2 separate regions of the Mus musculus genome follow, and region 2 is linked to region 1. A link is a loop called in an ENCODE intact Hi-C map of the cell type or tissue named here. Cell type or tissue: heart. All regions are shown on one strand.

What was found. Hi-C counts contacts between places; a loop is a spot of excess contacts. Peaks named below come from ENCODE experiments on the same cell type or tissue, not always from the same donor. Only the 100,000 strongest peaks of a DNase experiment are listed, where the experiment ranks them.
Region 2: it touches region 1 in a loop (2.6-fold over the local background); 2 of 42 quality-filtered maps call a loop at or near these places.

The regions. Positions count from the first base shown.
Region 1 is chr2:67,561,216-67,569,215 of GRCm38, forward strand. B3galt1 (UDP-Gal:betaGlcNAc beta 1,3-galactosyltransferase, polypeptide 1) reads left to right here and starts at 4,474. Exons shown (of 6, transcript NM_001379327.1): 1 at 4,474-4,819. In heart, a CTCF peak has its summit at 4,020; a DNase peak (open chromatin) is centred at 4,436; H3K4me3 peaks cover 2,700 bases; H3K27ac peaks cover 1,215 bases.
Region 2 is chr2:67,667,740-67,675,739 of GRCm38, forward strand. All of the region lies in intron 1 of B3galt1 (UDP-Gal:betaGlcNAc beta 1,3-galactosyltransferase, polypeptide 1), which reads left to right. Mir7224 (microRNA 7224) reads left to right here and starts at 7,718; the gene lies at 7,718-7,777. In heart, no CTCF peak of the experiment used is centred here; no DNase peak of the experiment used is centred here.

The DNA.
Region 1 (8,000 bases):
CTTCCATTTTCCCATTTCGGTTTGGACCAATGTAATGTGCGTCTTCTCTTCAGTGGTCAAAGCAAAATAATAATAATAAATTAACTAAAGAAGAGTGTGTTAGAAGAGATTTAATTCTCTTAGTCAATCAAGTAACATTTTTAACTACATTTTATTTAACCGGCCTGTGTACACACTGTGTGTATGTGTGTGTGTGTGCCTGCATGTGTGTGACATGGCACATGAGTCTAGGTCAGAGGACAACTTAAGTCAGGTCTCTCTTTCTACCATATGGATCCAAGAGATTGATGGCAGGTTGTCAGATGTGGTGGCAGGTGTCTTTGCCTGCTGAGACTTTTCGTCAGCCGCAAATAGCTGCTTTTCGAATCATCAAAATTGAACGGCATAATCTAATAGTGTAAAGGGATATCTTTGCTTAAATTTTAGTAGTAGCTTTACTTCCATAAAATTAACAAATACTCATTAAAAGTCTAATATTATTAATAGCAGCACCGTTAAAGACCATCAATAATTCAAGACTTTAAGAGATCTTATATTAATTCAAATCAATTATATAGTGTACATGACTCTACCCGCATTTCAGAGTATTGAATCTAAAATAACTTAACTGTTGCCCAATATACAAGAAACATCTTTCTTGTCTTAGTTTTTTCTTTACATTCTTTGAGGAACATATATATGGCTTTCATCCCAACAACCCTAGTATCTTCCTCTAGCCCAGCTGTATGTTCTTATGTCAGAATTTACAACCCAATTTGATACGGTCCATTTTCCACTGTTCCAACACCTATTTCTAAAAATGGTTTAGTAATCATTTTATAATCTGAAGTAATGTCAATTGTTCTAAGCATTTTTAGCTTTAAATATGAGGGTCTTTATGCTTGGCAGCATGTAATTAATTATATTGATTGGGGAAAATAAGTTCATGAAAAGAATAATTTTTCAAAGATAATGAAACAAGTGTTATCCTTTATAATGATGGAGACGTGAAAGGCTCAGATGCTAATTGTACTGAATATGTCACAGGGAAGAAAGTACAGGAAAAATCCTGCCAGTAACATCAGCACAGAAAGCATAGTGTACTTGATAACCAACCTATCAGAGCTTTGGCAAAAAGAGCCTCTTCAGAACTCAGTACAATAATGTGCCGAAATAGATATTTCCCACCCATGAGGAACAGCTACAGTGAGAATTAAATTACTTCACATTTGAGAGAGGGTAATGTCATTATTAAATCCATGTTCTCTACCTTTTCACAATGGCCTTTCCCAGAAACCTTTCATAACTTGTAGCCCTAATTACAAGTTAAGCTTCAAATCCGAGAGAGGCAGCCACAAGTTTGATTTGTTTTTAATCTCTATTTTAAGATAAGGATTGCTGAGTGGGGGTTTAATGACTGCCCTGAGATTATTCATACTGACAGAGTCAGGGGTAGAAGTGGACAGATTTCTCTCCTTGTTTAGTTTCTTGCTTTCATTCCAACTGACCCTGATAGATTGGCTGCATTAATTAATATATAATTTCTTGACGTACTTTTTGATTACGTGAATCTTTATCCCTTTAAATAAAAAGAAACACCTTCCTTTAATAACAGGGAGAAAAAAATCAGACATATGTAATTAGGAACTAAAAACAAACAAATTGCCCTAAAACAGTTTTCATTTAAATATAAACAATTCATTAAAAATCAAAAAACATTGGCCTTTCTATGCCTCCTATGCTGGTTCTCATAGAAGTGCAGAGAATTCTAGCACCAAACACACAGTATTTTTAGCTGTGTAGAATGTTATCTTTTCTTTTTCTTCTTTATCCTTAAAATAAAAAGGCTTCCTCGATCTTAAATTTTTCACAATTCTTCCTGTCAAGTGTTAATTCTGAATTCTTGTTTTATTCCAAGCTAAATGCAGAAAGCACTAATGATAGATATTAGTGTTATGTACACCTGGCTGTTGATTCTCTTTAAGCCTTTCATTTGTTCAGAATTACTTGATTGACTTATTCACTAATACTATGCTATGCAAAACTTATACAGGGCTAGAAGATACAAAATATGAGATAACACACAAACTGTAAAATCACATATTTGGTAAGATATAAAGTACTTATAAAAATTACATGGGCTGTCTGTACATTTCTGCTTGCAAGGTCCTAAATCACCTACCTCTTTCTATCACCAAAAATCCCTTTAAAAAAATTGAGGTTCTCTTCAATCTTACCTTTTTGTTAGAGATTTTTCTAAATGGTAACTGCTTTTGTAACAAATGCACTTTTGTACTTTTAATTTTCTGTGTTCATGTGTGGGGTTGTGGGTGTGGAAGTGTACCCTAGAGAGGATGAGTTCTCTCCTAACACGTGGGTCTCTGGGTTGAGATGGGATGGTCAGGCTTAGAGGTATGCGATTTTCCTTCTGCGCTTTCTCACCAGCTTCTTATTGCTTTTGGACTTTCTAACTTTAAGATCTGTTTATTTTTTCAGAGATTAACTCTTCCCTCCACATTTTTGAATATATTACACGTTTACTTTTCTTTCCTGAGCTTCCTTCTTACATGGTTTGTTCCTTGGATAGTCTGTGAAGATACTGTTTTTTTTTTTTTATGCAATAGGAACACATATATGTACTTCTCTCTCTCTCTCTCTCTCTCTATATATATATATATGTGTGTATGTGTGTATACATGTATATATATGTATGTGTTTATACACACACACACACACACACACACACACACACATATATATATATATATATATATATATATATATATATATATATATATATATTTTAAACGAGAAGCCATGTCAAGACCGTCATATTAAAAAGAAACCAAAGGAATAGGGTCTACATGTCAGCTTTTAACTGTAAAGAAATGGGATTACTGTCAGCACAGCCAGTTTGGAAAGGGATGGCCTAGCAAGATGGGTCAACTGGCTGAAGAGGAGGAAGGCACAGAAAACAGCAAAGGTCTGAATATTCTCTATACTGAAAACGTGGTAATAGTAGGCAAGTCTGTTGCGTAGTGAGCATCTTCTTTTTCTAAATGGTAACAAGTCCAAGAAGTTTGTGCATGGCTTGTTCTGGAAATCAAATAATAATTCTCACTCTGTCTGTCTGTCTGTCTGTCTGTCTGTCTGTCTCTCTCTCTCTCTCTCTCTCTCTCTCTCTCCCTCTTTCTTCTCTCTTATTTTTCTCCCTTCCCTCCCTCTCTCCCTCCCTCTCTTCCTTTCTAAAAAGGTAAATGAAGAAAAGAGTGGTGTTGATTGCAAAAACAATCGAGCCCCTTAATAACTAGCAACATGAATAACAGCATAGAAATAAAAAGAAAGGATCATACCGAGTAACAAAGTCATTTTTATCAGAAAATGATGTAGCTATGATTTTTTTCTTTTAAAAACACTCACAAAAAGCATTGTGAGGTGACTTTTACTGTCTCCATTGGAGAACAAGGGTCATTTGGAGACTGTCCCTTTCTTCTACAAGCCTTTGTGTAAACAGTTTTAATTTTGTTTTCCTTGTTTCTAGAAATTAAGTGCGGAAGCTTTTAAGTAGTCCTCTGGGCTGTTTTGATGGCGATTTTGGCATAACTGCACTGGAAAATTAAAATACTCTACAAGGAAAGATTATTAGTGTTTGAGGGAAAGATTAGGACAGGCAAGAAAGGTTTCTGTTTCCGTTTCCTATCAAACATTGTCACTTAATGTTCAGTCACATTCGCACACGAACTCTTAAAGCAAAACCTCTTGGATCAGTTAGGCTTGATGCTCTCCATATGAGTAAATAAAACCAACGTGCAAGGGCTAGGTAATTAACTAGCCTGCTCACACAGTCACTGTTTGGTTTCCTTTGGTTTTGTTTGGTTATTTTCCCGTAGTGGTTGTTCTGCGGGGTTGACGTTTCTATGGAGAGCAAACATGAAAGGTCCACTCTGCAAGGAACTTTGAAAAACGTTCCTCAATGTATCTCCTTCCTTGGACATCTCCAGGCTGATCACTAGTGGAGGTACCACTTTTCAGCTGCCAAACCTAGAAGGACGGGGGCGCTGTCTGGTGACTTTGCTTGCTTCCTTCAAGGCGGCGACCACCTCCAGGGATTCGCTCTCCAGTAGCGCCGCTTCTACTCGGGTCCCAAGACCTCTGCATAGTGATGCCAGGACACTGAACCTCCGTGCCAAGGCTCTGGGGACAGTTACCCGGGAGTGTCGGGTCATGCCAAGATGCTCTTCGAGGGTAGACAAAAAGCGCCCGGGGTCCACATTTGTGGGCCGGGCTTCTTCCCTGTGTCTTGGGCTTGGGCTTCGGGGCCCAAGTCCCCCACCCGTCGCCCCAGCCCTGCCTCCCCCTCCATCCCACACCCCAGCAGCATCCTCTCCCGGAAACAAGCCTGCTGAGCAAAGGCGGAGGCAAACCTTGGGCCTTCCGCTCTGATTGGTCTCCCCCCGCCGCGCGGGGCGAGGCGGCGATTGGCTGCCGGGCGTTGTCAGTCGCCGAGGCCAGAACCGTCGCCGGGGAAGCGCAACCCGGCTCCGGTGCTCCGGCTGCCGCCGCGGCTGCTCGGCTGGTGCAGCTGAGCGAGCCCGCGCGGGCGCCGCTGCCGCCTCCGCCGCCGTCCACCGCGCGCTGCCAGCACCGCGGGGCTTGCAGGAGGCCGCCGGGAGGGGCGGGCGCGCGAGCTGAGCACGAGGAGGCGGAGGCGGGGGAGAAGTGATGCTGGCGCCAGGGATCCGGGCAGCGGCAGCGGAGAATAAGCATCTTCGGGACCCCGGCTGCAGCGTCCCTGTGGCCCGCGGGCCAGCAGAACGGCCAGAGACGGCGCGTCCCGCGGGTAAGGTGCGGCTCTCCAGACCGCCTTGTAATCTTGGGGTGCTTACAAGCTCCTAGTGGCCGGAGCATCCGGACAAGGATGTTTGGGACCTAGACAGCGAGTTCTGCTGCCTGGCCAGGCTGATGCTCGCGCCGGTGCGGCTTCAGCTCCTGCCTTCTGGCTTAGGCAGTGACAGACTTTGACAGCGCGTGGATGGCATTGTGTGTGAGAGAGTGTGGGTATGAGTGTGCGCGCGCACACGCACGAGGTTTGGGGCACTTTGAAAGGAGAGGAGTAGGTCCCCTTTATGTAGACTGATGTCCTTCAAGGATCCGGGCTGGAATGAACAGGATGTTTTGAGCGCGCTGGGACGGAGAACTCGGTGCATTGAAAAGTCTCCTCTGGCATAGAAGGAGCCGGGCAAATTGAACTTTATTGCCTTAATGAAAAGGAGCCCTTGGGTCTAGCGCGCTGGGGGAGAAGCGCATTCACCGAGGCTCCCCAAAGTCTCACTTTACGCCAGGGACTTTGGAGCAGAAAGTAATGGTTGATCAGCCTTGCTGAAGCAAAGAGAAGTTGATAAGGGGCGAGGGCCAGAGGCTAGGCTTGGGGACTGGCCACTTATAGGTGGCAGAAACCCCGCGTGGGAGGCTCAGTTCACTTTTCAGGAGCGCAGATTTGGGGTGAAATGAATTCCACTCCAGAGGACTACGCCTTTGAGCTAAGGTGGTCGCAACTGGACAAATGGGCAGAGGTGGAGTGGTGCTAGTGCGGACATTGGAGGAATGTCCTGGAGCAGGCACTTCCTCCCTCGCAGCCCTGACAGGTGTGTCATCGTGTTTGGGACTGGTGTGTCCTGGGACAGATACTGGGAGAGCGGCTGCGCAGTCAGAAACTTCAAGCCTGCTGGGGTCTGGGCTACCAGACTTGGAACACGTTAATTCAAAGGGAACCAGGTTTTTATATCCAGCTTCTTCCAGGACATATGCTGATTTTTGTTTTTGTTCTTTTTGTTTTTCTTACATGTTCCGTTTTGTAAAGCCATTTCAAGTTCCACTTACACTGCAACCTTTCCGCAGAAGACCAATTATGCTCTGCTATTTCTGAGTAGTGCTCTCAGGCTGAGTCTAGAGCTCGCTGCTCAGGACAGTGATTCCCCCATCCCTGTATAGGACGCACAAACTTAACGTTAGAGACTTTTCTCTGGGATCTATTGTCTCCGTAAGGATCTCTCCTTTCGAAACTTCATGAGATATTTCAGCACCAAGGCACTTTCCCCTCTCTGGCTCAGCCCGGGAAAGACTGTGACCAGAGATGGGATTGCAGGAAGCTGTAGAGGTGGGGAGGGCAGCTCCCCTGCCTGGCAGGGTTGGGAAAACCAAAAACTGGCTCAACACAGGGATCTGGGATCTTGAACTGCCTACACCAATTTCCCTGTTTGAAGCTGGGTTATCTGTTGGGGAATCTAATGGGGATTCTGTTGTCCGACCACTGGACAAATTTCATAGACCACCACCACCACAACAACAATAACAACATGCCAGAGTGAGAAACAGCTTTGCTTGGGCTCCTTTCTGGTTTGCTTGAATAGTGAAAACGAAAGTATGGCACCCCAGAGGAATAGTGTGGGCAGCAAGGAGGGATCTGTGCAAAACCCCCATCTTTGTAGTTTGCAAAACCTAGCTATGTTATTCTAAAAAGAGATGAGCAACTTCCAATAAAGAGGTAGCGGTGTTAATTTTATTTCTGAAGCTTTATTAGAAATTGCTACTGAATATTTGTTTTTAACAGTCATGATTTCTGGCTCCAAAGCCTCTTTTTCTGATATATTTATAAGGTGTATGTTGTTAGATTTGTAGTCAAGATTCACCTGCCTCCAGATGATTTTTTTTAATTATAACAACTTTTAAATTATTACAACATTCAGGACTTTATGGATGTTATTAACATACTAAATGGTTACTTTTAGTTTGTGGGAATTTTTTTTTTACACAAATCTGTGAGCTGACAAAAATATGTCTTTGTCCATGATGGCTTAGTATGAAGGTACTAAGTTTAAAATGTGGTACACATTATTGATAAAAAATTCCAAAGAAACTTAAATCCAAATGAATTAAATAATACCGTCCAATATTAAAGATGGAACTTCTTGGAAGAATTTTAGCATTTGGCTAATAAAGTGCTTTTCATGTTGTTATCAAGTAACTTCTAAGTAGATTGTATTATATATAAGGGTAAGTTGCATGTCTTAGAATACAATAATGTACTTATTTTATGGTGGCCTTTTAAAGGGGGGTTTCTACTTTGAAAAATAATTCCTTTTGGAGAAATAAATTTTAAGAACAATGAGAGTAAATATATTAAAGCTCAGAGAGTGATGTGCATGTCCATAAATTAGGACAGAAGTAGAAGCATGCTTATGTGCAGGCACAGTGACACTGGCCATAAGGGTAGGGAGGAGGAGACAACACCTTTTGTTGGTAGCAATGGGTGGAATAGCTGCTAGTTTCTATAAGCAATTAATGTTCTTCCAAGTCTTCAAATTTACTTCAATTATGGCATGCTTTGCCTCAAGGAAGCCCATGAGCTTAGACTGCCTTATATTCTAGACAAATTTTACTAACTCCACTAAAGGTCAAGTTGTCAAATCTCCAAGCCACCAAATTCTCTCTTGGACATCTATCAAATTTTAATTTTAGCGTTTACTGATTAATTCTTCTAAAAAGGTCACGGTTTGTATGACAAACAGTGCAATAGGTCCCCATTAACTTATGAAACCGAACATGTATGTTAAATAATCAAAATAAGAATGTATTCATAAAATATCATCACAGGAATTATCTTGCAGAAAATTCTTTGGGGGGGGGTGAAGTCAATCTTTTTCTAAAACTAAGAATTTTAGCAGAGTTGCAAATCCCAACCAGTAGTAAATCAGAAAGTTATTTTTATCCTATCATTGTTTGACTATCCTTATCTCTTTTCATGCCTGCATGCTTGTGTGTGCTACACACACACATACACACACATACACATACACATACACCCACACATACACACATACATACACACACACATACACACACACATAGACACACACATACACACACACACACATACACACACACATACACATACACCCACACACACATGCTAGGAGAAATATGACTGCAACACATTTGAAACATATTTACAAGTCCATTTT
Region 2 (8,000 bases), 110 kb after region 1:
TGCTTACACATTTAATATAGATCATCATGTTGTGATGACCCCCAATCATAAGATTATTATTTTTGCTACTTTATAACTATAATTCTGATACTGTTATGAATTGTGATGTAAATAATTTTGAAGATAGAGGTTTTCCAAAGGCCTTGTGACCCACAGATTGAGAAATATTGATAGAGGAAAATTTTCTCAGAATTGAATGTACCTAACGTCTTATTCACAACTGATTTTGATGGCTTTTGAGGAAGTTTGGGACCTGAGAGTGAACTTTGTCTTAGTTAGGGTTTTTACTACTGTGGTAAATCGCCATGACCAAAGGCAACTTAGGGGTGGGTGGGTTGAGGTTTTATTTTTATCTTCTGGCTTATACAGTTCATGATCTTGGGAAGTCAGAGCCGGGACCTAATGCAGAAACCTGGAGTCAGTAACTGACAGAGGCCACACAAAGTTGCTGCTTATAGCTTTCCTCTCATGGCATCTTCAGCCTGCTCGCTTATAACATTCAGGATCACAAGCCCAGGGGTGACACTGCCTAAAGCTGGGTCTGCCCACATTTGCCATCAATCATAAAAATGCAGCACAGGCTTGCCATAAGTGACTGTTGGAGATGATCCTTTTAGGAAAGAAGGACTGAGGTACTAAATGACTAGAGTTTAAATGACGCTAGCTCATATCAAGTAGTAGACATAAAACTAGCCAACACAGAAACTATTTACAAAATCATGCTTGATTTCATTTTGTAATGGGCTGAGACTTTAGATGATACTGTAATAGAGTGAATGACTTTTGCATATGTAATAGATATGAATCATTAGGGGTCAGATACAACTGAATAATGGCTTCCCACCCCCCCCTCACAAATAGCTATATCCTTTCTCTAAGCTTATAAATGTTTCTATGAAGAAAACTTAAAAGTGATCATGCTAAAAGTCTTGCAATGGGGAGTGTAGTTCTGTTTTGGAGAAAGAGGAAGGAGGCAAGGTCCAGAAAAACTGTGAGAGTGAGGAAGGAGTAGGGAGAAATGTGAACCCATTTAACTCCAGGAGATCCTAAGATGCTGACAATTGAATTCATCCCCAAAAATTGAGTGCAGGATTCTGAACCTTAGAACTACAAGATCATAAACATGGTATTATGTGGTAATTGGTACAATACCTAGAAAACAATTTCGTTTTCATAAGTGATCTCATGATGATGAACTCTAATACTGATAGTCTCTTCTTGAAATATTAGAACAATGCAAAATAATACTATGTAATAGAGTTCAGAGTTAGAAACAGGAAGTCCAGGAGTACCTAATGTACACATTTCTCATTACAGATGTTTCCGTTACAATTGGACAAGGTTATTAATTATAGTAAAGAAAGAAAGAAAGAAAGAAAAAAAGAAAGAAAGAAAGAAAGAAAGAAAGAAAGAAAGAGAAAGAAAGAAAGAAGGAAAACGAACGAAGGAAAAGCACTACATCAAAAATCCTTATGTTGGTTTTTCTGGGTGTGTGCTCTCTGATGCTCTACCCTTACTTTCCAGAGGATTTCAAGCTGGTTTTAAAGAGACGTTCAGAATGTTAAATGAAGTTCAAGGGATCTAATTCCTGGTTACCCTGTTGAGATATAAGATACAATAATTAATAGCTTTTATGAAGATTTGGTTTTACTGCAAATAAAATCAAATAATTCCTTTGAAGAGTTCATAACTAATTTTTATTTAGCATAATTTGATTGGAATTTCTTATGGAAAATAGGTAAATAGAAAGAGAGCTTATTATTATGAGTTCAAAAGTCGCTTCATCTTAGCTAAGTCATAGTATGAAAGTGACACGGGCTTTGAAAATTTTGTTCTGAGTATATTGCATGTTTTGAACTACTCTGTTCATGGGAATGCATACTAAATAACACGAGGCTTAGAAGAAACACAGGAACCAATTCACTCTGGAGACGTTCTAGAAAAATAAGTGGTCAAGAATGAATTTTTTTTTCTACAAGATTTCTCATATTAAATATCTCTATGTTACATTTGCATACCTGTTTTCTTTTTATTTTAACATCTTTGGATGGATAGACACTATCTAATTGTCAATTTGTGAAGTTTTAAACATATATGATATAGGGTTAATCTTTACTCAGTGATGATATTGATAATAACACATCACTGGACAAGGACCTCAGCACATATATAGTTCAGATGCTCATGAGGACCAGGATGTTGTCAGAGAGCATCATCAGGATGTTAAGGACCTTTATAAAATCCTGTGTGCAGAAGTCATGTTGCTGAGACTGTGGGTAGCTTCTGACTTCTTAAAAATAAGGTGAGCAAGGATAACACTAATAGACATGTCAGAGTGGACTGGGAAAAAGTCTTACCCTCCCACACAGCACTACAGTAAGCTAAGGAATGCTGGAATGCTGAGAGGTGGAGAAAGAGTTTTTTTTTTTTTTTTTTTTTTTTTTTTTTTTGGAGAGACTGGAAGGAGGACAGGGAAGGAAAAAAATCATGTAATTATATTGTAATCCTCAAACTAAAATTTAAAAAACCCACAAAAAAGAATGTATTTTACATGGCATACTAATGGCAAAGCACCTTTTACCTTTCTCTTTCTGATGGAGACATGACTACAGAAGGCCTGTGTAGAAATAGAATGCTCTACTGTGATGAACATGCTCCTGGCAACCTTCTGATAGTTATTACTTACATCATCCTGTAGGGCTTTTCAAATGAGGAGCCTTTGTGTTGGCTAATGAGGTAATGTCTATATAAATAAATTGATTTTTAAAAAAATATAATATCTTTATTACATTTTTAAGAATTTTATATTTACCCTCCTCACCCAAGTCCCTACACACACAAATTCGTGACCTATCTATCTATCCCTTTCTGTCTTTCTCTTTTCTCTCTCTCCAGTACCTTTCTTTCTTTCTTGAAAACTCAAGTCCAATTTACATTGCTTAACGACCCTTAGGTGTGGCACCTGTCCTATGGAATGTTCTATTTATCAAGGGTCATCTCATTAAGTGGAATTGACTCTTTTTCTTCAAGAAGCTATAAAACTCAAATCTCAATTCACCATCCACCATCCTATAAAATTCCGCCATTCTAACTTTTTGGCGATATGACTTAAAGAAAGATTTGTTTGTTACAAAGTTCGATGAAATCTCATTTGTTTTTTTTCCCCTCAATCTACCTGTCCATGGAGTAAATTACCTCTTCTCAATAATTTATTTCTCTCTTCCCACCATTTCTTCCGATTTTTCTTTCCTCTCTCATTTAATTCTTTAATTTCTGCTACCTCTTTTCTCTCCTTTCTTCTGTCATTCTCAATATCCTTTCTTTTTAAGAGTCCTTTTTAGAATCCCCTGAATCCACATTATTGAGACAAATCTAGTGGAGCAAAGATGGAGAAAATTTTGGAGATGATTTTCCAGTTATTAAACAGATGAAAGCGAAACCTCTCACTTCTGAACTTAAAGGCAGTGTGTTGAAATGTCAGAAGAATAGGTCATCCATCCCCTGACACTTCTTGTTGAGTAATACTGCTGTCTTATTTCTTCTTGATATTAAAACCCCTTAAAGAATGAAGAGTTATTCCTCCCCCTATCCTGTATGCTTTAATGGCCTGAGGTTCTGAATATTCTTGTCCATGAGAAGACAAGGTTATCTTCTGTTCTATCTAAGAATATTTTTATTAGTGAGAAGGACAACGTGGCAACAAGCTGAATGACATCTCCCAGTTTCCCAGAAACTGTAACCCCAAGGTCTGCTTCAAATGAAGAAAGAAAAAAAGAAGGTCCCTTCAACATAGCTAAGTAGTATGCCACTGGCAAGCAAGCTTGAATATCTCCACCCTTCCAAAAGAAACCCCCAAAAGAAAATTTTATTAATCTAGGTAAATTACTGTAGCTATCCGAAAACTTGACTTGATTCAGATAAAAGCAAAGTAATAAATGATTACTCACACCTTGAGTACTATTAAGCAGTTAATCTGTATCCCATGCAAATTAACAACAAAAAACTTTTGTCGGCCTTTACATTTTAATTCCTATTCACTAAGCTGTACACTGTTGTATATTAATGCTTTATTATTTAATAAACAAGTTTTGTTTTTAACCTCTAGTAATACAATACGGTCAGTTTGTATGAGTAGTTAGCAGTTGTGCAATTGAAAGGATCACAGCACAAAGAGTAACCCACAGTCTTGGCTGTTCACCAAACTATTAATTTAGGTTTACTGAGAACACATTTTGGAAGTGAGACAGTATTTGATTTGATTTTCTCTTTGCTTTCTCTTTCCCCTTCTCTCTTTATTGATTGCTTTATGCTGCTATTTCTGGCTTTTTTTTTTTTTTGGTAGCATCTGTCAACATCACTACTATATTAGTCTGTAACTTTAGAGTGATACTAGGTTATAAAAATGCACATTCATCAGGCAGGCATGTGATCCCTGCTACTCAAGAGACTGAAGCTGAAGGATCAAAAGGAAACTGAGACCAGTCTGGGAGTGTTAGTGACATTTTTTTCATACTTCAGGGCTTATTTTATTTTCACTACACTGAGGTTACAGAACACATAATTATAAATTGTCTTAAATATTGATATACAGGCAAGATAAAAGAATATTCAGTAGATTTTAGCAAGGTGTCTATGTTAAAACATTTAATAATCATAGCATTAAATTTAGTGTTAATTTTCAAAAGGTATTTTATAGGCTCCTTACATATAAATAGCTTATTGCACAGTAGTACAGCTCTTGTCTAGCATCTGTGGCATCTTGGTTTTAAACTTCAGTACCATAAAAAGACAGAAAATATTTTCTGTTAGTCTAATGAGTGTTGTTATGGAAGTCTTGTGCTCACAGCCTGTTACTTTGTTTCAGAGTCAAGGTATCAAAGACTAAAACAATGGCTGTCCTTTATGTTATTGAAAAGAGATACTTGAATACATGCAATATGTAAAAAATGTTAACTACTTGTAAGAATAATAACCACCAAGAGTTTTCATGACAGGAATATCTGGTAACTTAGAACAACTAATGAAAGTAAGTTTACTCAGTCACATGAATTGGTCCTTCTTCACTCTTTGTTCAACATGCCGCCTACTCAGTGTCAGGAGTAGCACAAGCAGCTATAGGTACAAAGCAAAGATTCCAGTCCTTTTGTCCTTGAGTTCCATCTTTAGGGATCTTTGTTCTGACACCAATGCATCTCATGCGGAGAAGACATCTATTAACACAGACCTTTGTATGCTAAGTCCTTCCAGACTGTGACCAACTACCCTCACAGGTCCCAGAAGTCAGAGTAGCAACTGGCATGTCATGTGGCCATGAGCATATCTGGCAGACGTTTTTAGTAACCATTGCAGTCTGACTTCTTATTTACTTGAGATGCCTTGGATAGGAACTGTGCAGGTGGCTTCTTTAGGTGTGTAGGACAATGTGGTCAGCAACCATATTCTGAAATTTCTAGAACTGCCAAACTGGTAGGACAAATTCGCACCAGAAATAGAGTTAGACGCTCCACCCCAACCAGGGATTGTTAGCAAAGTATGTGTGGCTTTCTTGAACTCAAAATAATTGCTAATTAATAGGACCATGAAAAATAAAGTGATGTAAAAAATTAAATGCATTTTCCGGTGATATTAATGTAAACCTAGTGTAATGATAATTTTTGCCATTGGCACAGACAGTAACATTACCTATATTTTCAAATTTTAAATTAATGAATTTAATTTATTTTCCTTGCCTTTAGTTTCCCTCCAGATATTTAATTACGTTGTCTCTTCTGTTTCCTTAAAACAGTATTTAACTTCAGGTTATTCACTTTCCCATTATTTTATAGTGGAAACTCCTCATTTTTTCCCATCATCCTGTCCCTCCGAGAAAATCCTTCTTAGAGCTCTTGTGATGCCACTCTTACATGACGTTGTTGTTTTCTATGCACAGTGAATGTTCTGATGTTTCTCTGAGCTACAGTTTTGTGTTAGAAACACACTATTTTCTGGAATTTTCTCAGCCTTGGTTTACTGTGCCATGCCCCACTCCCCCTCTATTAGAGGACATCCTCAAGAGCCTTTCTCAGAAACAGGAAATAATGACTCAGGGGCTAAACATTAGGTAGTTGAATACTAGAATGTATAAACCTAAATAAATATCCTCTCATTTGAATGTGTAATCCCAATGTTAATAAGCATTTATATCTGCTGCTCATCATCAGTCTTACAAAAGGCAGTTCTATTCGGGTCTCCAAATTTTAGTCTTCTGAGACTTTTCTATTTTTCACCGCAGTCGTAATATGATGTGTGAATACTTGATTTATTATTCTTAATAATCAATCATTTTCATCTTAGGACTTGACTTCATCACTGCTATCTAATATTTTGGTCACATTTTGATATCTTTCCATGTCCCTTTCTCTGGAAATCTTTCCAGTAATACTTACATCCTTCAGGGAACTCTATTCTTTCTTACATTCTGTTCACATTTCTGTCTTAATTTACATTTTATATTAAAATGTTCAGATATCTTTTTACCAATCACCACATCTCTATGTACATATCTACTCTTCCAGTGATATGCACTAGGCTATTCATTTGGGAAAATGCCTGGGAGATTCCTGTAATTGATGGCACTCTATCTCTGAAGATTACCCTAAGCACAATATGTGGCCATAAGCACATCACTGGGTATATGTTACAGTCATTACAGTACAGCGTCTCCTTAAAAACTGTGATAACATTTTTATTATTTGTTTCTGTGTCTAGCGATTGCATGTATGCCATATTCTATGTGTGGACATCAGAGGACAACTTTGGGGTGGGCATTTCTTCATTTTCTTTTAATGCTGTAGGTTTTAGGGATTGAACTCAAATCATCTAACTTGGTGGCAAGCATCTTTACTGTCTGAGCCTCATCTCCCATTCCTCTTTCTGCCTTTTTCTGTGTTGTAGAGTTGTACTTTGTAAATCTCCATCTCTTAAGTTTTGTTTGGAAAGGACTGGGAGGCTTGAGCTGACTAGGATATGCATTTTTAATGGATTAATTAAGAGATTAACTAACTAAAAACCTGGCATTTCTTAGACCATCTATCCCAACACACAATCACAGACAGGAAATAGAAGCTACACCATGAGCTTACACAGGCATGAATCACACAGGAAATTAATCCTCCAAGTCGAATTTCTGGCCAAATTGTTTTGCTTCAGTTGTCTGTTTTTCTCGTTTTTTTCCCCCTCTTGCAAAGATATAATTAACTTAAATGATTATTCAAGTTTCATAAGATATACTTAGAAATAATCATTATTTTGTCTTCTGTTGCCTCCTCAGTCAACTTAATGAAGGATTGTCTTTTACTGGTACTGGAAAACCTACACCAAACTACCAATCACATGAAATTACCCAGGGAACTCAACTACTTAACTAAAATGGCCCAGTCCTAGATAATGGTAAATTTTCTAAATTTATTTTAAAATTTCATTCTTTGACCCTCTTTCCTCAGCAAGGTAGTTTCACTTTCAGCTTGATTGGGGCAGGAGAAAGCAAGGCAAAGACATTTGGCTTCTCTGAAGTTAGCTGCTGTTTTAAACTAGTTCTTTCAAAGGAAAGTTAATTCCTTTGAGAAAGAATATACCATTGAGTTCTTGGACTACTTTTGGGTTCAGCTGGGCATTGCTTTTATTTGACAGATTTCTCCTAATTGTAATATATCTCAGCATACTTAAATCCTATTAATGTGGGTAGGCCCCTCAGTGAAGATTTCAGGACACTTAGATCTCCACTGAGAGGACCACCCACATTAGTAGGAATGTTTCTACAATGTTGCACTTTTAACTGTAAGTTGTATGTACACACCAGGTGTCCTGATGGTTCTTTAGAAATCTCTGCCACTTTATTTGGTTTTAAAAACAGCACCTTCTCAGTAACACAGATAATAGAGTTTCAGCCCTACCCATTAAAAAAAAAAATTAGCTATCACAACACAGCCATCATGATGCTATCTTTCAGAACCATCCATAGC